2 separate regions of the Homo sapiens genome follow, and region 1 is linked to region 2. The links are chromatin loops, found by intact Hi-C in ENCODE. Cell type or tissue: heart left ventricle. All regions are shown on one strand. Region 1 overlaps NSD1 (nuclear receptor binding SET domain protein 1). Region 2 has its middle 20 kb from the start of NSD1.

Region 1 (2,500 bases), 84 kb after region 2:
TAATGCATTGGATAATGTTGACTGAGGGAGAATGAAGTCCTGAGGCTTTCAGTTCTCAGGTTTCCATATCATAGGATGGCTCCCACGTTTTTAGCTTCATCACTGGATGGCTGAATAGATCGTCATTTACTGAGAGAACACCAGAGCATCTATAACTCAGAAAGGACATATTCTTGTTCATATTAGTTGGAGCCATGGGCAAGGCATGGGTGAGATTTTTTGGGACAAAAGATACTATGAGACAAAAGGTACATTGAGGAAGACATCATTTGACATCTGTATGAAAGAGACTGAGCTTGCTGAAAAAGAATGATGAAAAAGAATCAGATGAAACAGGTGGAAGAGGAAAAGTAGGAGAATGTGGCTAGAGTACAGTAGTATGTACTGGGGATATGTTCTAAGATTCTCAGTGGATGCCTGAAACTGGATAGTACTGAATCCCATATATATAATGTTTTTCCTGTACATACATACCTATTATAAAGTATCATTTATAAATTGGGCATTGTGGCTGGTTGTGGTGGCTCACGCCTGCAATCCAGCACTTTGGGAATCCGAGGCGGGCGGATCACTTGAGGTCAGGAGTTGAAAGCCAGCCTGGCCAACATGGTGAAACCCTGTTTCTTCTAAAAACACACAAAAAATTAGCTGGGCGTGGTGGTGGATGCCTGTAATCCCAGCTACTGGGGAGGCTGAGGCAGGAGGATTGCTTAAACTTGGGAGGTGGAAGTTGCAATGAGCCGAGATCATACCACTGCTCTCCAGCCTGGGCAATGGAGCAAGACTCCATCTAAAAAAAAAAAAATAGTAAATAAAAAATAAATTGGGTATTGTAAGAGATCAGTAACAACTAATAATAAAACAGGGCGGGTGCAGTGGCTCACGCCTATAATCCCAGCACTTCGGGAGGCCGAGGCAGGCGGATCACAAGGTCAGGCGATGGAGACCATCCTGGCTAACAAGGTGAAACCCTGTCTCTACTAAAAATACAAAACATTAGCTGGGCAGGGTGGCGGGCGCCTGTAGTCCCAGCTACTTGGCAGGCTGAGGCAGGAGAATGGTGTGAACCCGGGAGGCGGAGCTTGCAGTGAGCCAAGATGACGCCACTGCACTCCAGCCTGGGCGAGAGTGCGAGACTCCATCTCAAAAAATAAATAAAACAGAACAATTACACTGTAATAAAAGTTATGGGAATCTGTCCCCTACCTTCGACCCCAATAGCTTATTTTACTGTATCACAGGTAACTGAAACCATCGAAAGTGAAGTCTCACGTGAGCTGGGACCACTGTAGTTTAAGGACGATGTGGTCAATTTTGCTGAGTGTTGCCTAGAGAGCAAATAAAATGTCCATTAGGGATAAGAAGGTGGAGATCACGAGTACCTTTTTTGTTGTTGTTGGTTTCATTGAGGTAGAAGTTAGATTGGACTGATTTGAGGCAATGGAGACAGAGACAGAGAAGGGAGGATGCTGCAGGCAGATAGGTATATAGGATTCAGAAGGATTTTTATTTTTTGTTGTTATTTTTTATTTTAATATTAGTCTTATTTTTGAGAAAGAGTCTTGCTCTGTCACTCAGGCTGGAGTGCAGTGGCACAATTACAGCTCACTGCAACTTCCATCTCCCAGGCTCCAGTGCTCCAGGGCTCCAGCACTCCTTCCACCTCAGCCTCCTCAGTAGCTGGGACTACAGGTGTGCACCACAACACTTGGCTAATTTTTATATTTTTTGTAGAGACAAGATCTCCCTATGTTGCATGAACTGGTCTTGAACTCCTGGCCTTAAGTGATCCTCCCGCCTTGGCCTCCCAACGTGCTGAGATTACAGGTGTGAGCCACTGTGCCTGGCCAATTTATTTTTGACTCTAGAGACAGGGAAGTTTCAAGATGAAGGTGCTAGCCAATTCGGATCCCAAGTGAGGGCTGTCTTCCTGACTTGTAGATAACCACCTTGTTGCTGTGTCGTCATTTGGCAGAGAGCGAAAGTACTCACTGTGGCATCTTCTTTTAAGGAGACTAGTTGCATCATGAGGTCACCTCCATCATGAGGGACCTATTACTAATCTAGTAATAGTATTTAGTATTCTTAGTATATTTAGTGTATAAAATTAGTAAATCTACTTACTCCAAAGGCCTCACCTGTAAACACCAACATATGGGGGGGTCAAGGCTTCAGAATAATGCATTTCAGGAGGACACAAACATTTAGTCTGTAATAGCCCTTTTTCATCCTTCTTGAATGACAGTCTTACTAACTCTGAGTTTTAAATTGTCGTCAGTAAGCTGAATTCATATCCTTAGTGATAGTCTTTATCCAGGCTTTAGATTTGTATACTCAACTCCATACTTGAAGTTTTCACCAAGATGTCAATTTGAAAATATATTCATCACCCTAACATGGAACCCCATACTCTTTAGCTTCCTCTGTCTCCATCTTTCCACACCCATACGTGTTTGCCTTAAGCAACCACTAATGTACTTTCTGTTTCTGTGGATTTGCA
Region 2 (2,500 bases):
AGGTTGCCAAGTGCAAAAGGCACTGACAAGGCAAAAGTGGGTTTGGGGGCAACAGGTGGGGGCTGCATAGGAGAGAGATGGTGGGGGCTTGGATCCTTGAGCCCCCCACTTCCTGCTGGCTGGGTCCTGAGCTGGGGCTCCCAGTCCTGTCTCCAGTCTTTCTGGGCTAGACAGGGGCAGCCCTGCAAGGTGCCAGCCTAATTCCTCTGCCTGACCTCCCTGAGGGGACTCTAGCGTACCCTGGTGTGCTCCACACCGGCCCTGGCTGCCTCCTCTGATAGCCCCACCCCACATGCATACCTCTTATACCCTCGTGTTAGGCACCCACATGCTGCCTGCCTCTCTGAGCCAGCCCCTATGGCCTGTGGGAGCTGCCCTCCCATTCTACAGAGGAGGAAGCTTAGCCTCACAGCTGGGAAATAAGCTGAGAGCAGTAGGGAGGGGATTTGAACCTGGGTCTGTCTGCCCTCCCCACCATACTAGGCAGCCTAACAGTTACAGGCAGGACTCTGTCACATCCAGTGACTACATGACTTTGGGTGGACAGCTTTACCTTTCCCTGCCTCATTGTACTCTTCTGCAAAACGGGGACAATCGTAGTAATTGGCCCAGTGAGGTTTGTGAAGAGTAGGTAGAATGAATCCCCACAAGGCTCCAGCACAGCACCGGGCACACAGCAGGCACTCATCAATGGTTGCTTTTTCCATGAATACTATCTCGGGAACTGAACATGCTCACCGGGGAAATGCGCTTCATTTCAGTCAGGGAGAAAACAAAAGGAGCTCCAGGAGGACCAAGAAGGGAGGATAAAGTAGGGAGAATGGCTTGGGGAAGGTCTGGGCTAAGTCACTCTGAGTTCCAAGTACAGAGCAGGTGTTCAGGGCGCCAGCTGTGAGGAGCCTTGAATGCCACACTGAGAAGTCAACAAAAGTTCTAGAGCCAGAGAAGGCACCACCAGTACCCTAAGCCCAGGGGTAGGCTGCTCACTCCCCCAGAGATGACAGCACTGTAGGCAGTGGAAGAGGATGCTGGCAGCAGGGGCCCATCTCAGTCTTCATTGCACTCCATAGCCAGGCGCCTGTGGTCCCAGCTACTCGGGAGGCTGAGGCACGAGAATCGCTTGAACCCGGGAGGCGGAGGTTGCAGTGGAGCCGAGATCGCGCCACTGCACTCCAGCCTGTGCAACAGAGATAGACCTTGTCTCAAAAAACAACAACAACAAACTCCACAGTCCAGATAACGTTTTCCTGGGCCTGAGAACCTTCCCCATGCAATTCCCCAGCTAGTCACACGGTGGCGACAGTGCACCATGAGCCCTCTGCTTCTCCCTCCCTTTCAGCCAAAGCAAAAGCCAAACACCAATGTTTTCTAGATGCCTCTAAGAGATGGAGGGAGATTTAGGGAGAGATCTAAGGAGTCTCCTTTAGTCCATTCATATCCCCTGCCTATAGGTGAAAATGATGACTCACAGAAGTCAATTCATACCCCGAAGATCACCCAACCAGGTTTTGTTATTTTGTTTTTGTTTTTGTGTGTGAGATAAGAGTCTTGCTCTGTCACCCAGGCTGGAGCACAGTGGTGCAATCTCAGATCACTGCAACCTCTGCCTCTGGGGTTCATGCAATTCTCCTGCCTCAGCTTAGTGAGTAGTAGCTGAGATTACAGGCACGCACCACCATGCCCAGCTAACTTTTGTATTTTTAGTAGAGACGGGGTTTTGCCATCTTGGCCAGGCTGGTCTTGAACTCCTGGCCTCAAAAGATCCGCTGGCCTCGGCCTCCCAAAGTGCTGGGATTACAGGTGTGAGCCACCACGTGCGGCCTCCAACCAAGTTTTGAACCCTGGTCTGTGCGTCTCCCAGGACAGCTGCAGCAGCTGCCTGTCCTAGGCCATCAGTCCTGGTTCAGCCTCCCGCCCCCATCACTGGGCAGTGCTGCCTTTGCTGAGCTGACAGATCAGAGGTCTGCCCTGGGAGTGGACAAGGGCAAAGACTTTCACTTTTGCTTTCTACTTCTGAAGTTTAGGTCACTTATGTAGCTTTTGCACTGTGGGTGAGGCGCTGGGATAGTTCCTATCGCTGGGGAAGAGCTTGTCTGAGGGACGACGCCTCGGTGTTCCCACAGTTTCCCTCCCCCATCCCAGCCAAGGCTCCCAAGACTGAATTCCCCGGCCCTCCTAGCTTCTAAAGAGGAAGAGAGCTAACTTTGATGGAGGACTTCCTCTGTGCCGTGTACTATGCCGGACATCCTTTCTGCATGCATTCAGTACAGAGTAATGAAGTACACACTGTGTGCTTGTCACAATAGACAGCACTACAAGCTCTTGCATGCAGCAATAAAGAAATATTTATTAATGGTAACTTGTGTGCTGGGCGAGGTGGCTCACACCTGCAATCCCAGCACTTTGAGAGGCTGAGGCGGGCGGATCACATGAAATCTGGAGTTTGAGACCAGACTGGCAAACATGGCGAAACCCCATCTCTACTAAAAATACAAAAAGA

The links. Hi-C counts contacts between places; a loop is a spot of excess contacts. Peaks named below come from ENCODE experiments on the same cell type or tissue, not always from the same donor. Only the 100,000 strongest peaks of a DNase experiment are listed, where the experiment ranks them.
Region 1: a loop joins it to region 2, with 2.1 times the contacts of the local background. A loop is called at or near these places in 14 of 110 quality-filtered maps.

The regions. Positions count from the first base shown.
Region 1 is chr5:177,196,477-177,198,976 of GRCh38, forward strand. The region is part of intron 3 of NSD1 (nuclear receptor binding SET domain protein 1); the gene reads left to right. Among named protein-coding and RNA genes, the nearest start is that of NSD1, 64 kb to the left of the region's middle. In heart left ventricle, no CTCF peak of the experiment used is centred here; no DNase peak of the experiment used is centred here.
Region 2 is chr5:177,112,769-177,115,268 of GRCh38, forward strand. No RefSeq gene overlaps it. Among named protein-coding and RNA genes, the nearest start is that of NSD1, 20 kb to the right of the region's middle. In heart left ventricle, a CTCF peak has its summit at 1,286; DNase peaks (open chromatin) are centred at 1,050 and 1,293; H3K4me3 peaks cover 719 bases; H3K27ac peaks cover 612 bases.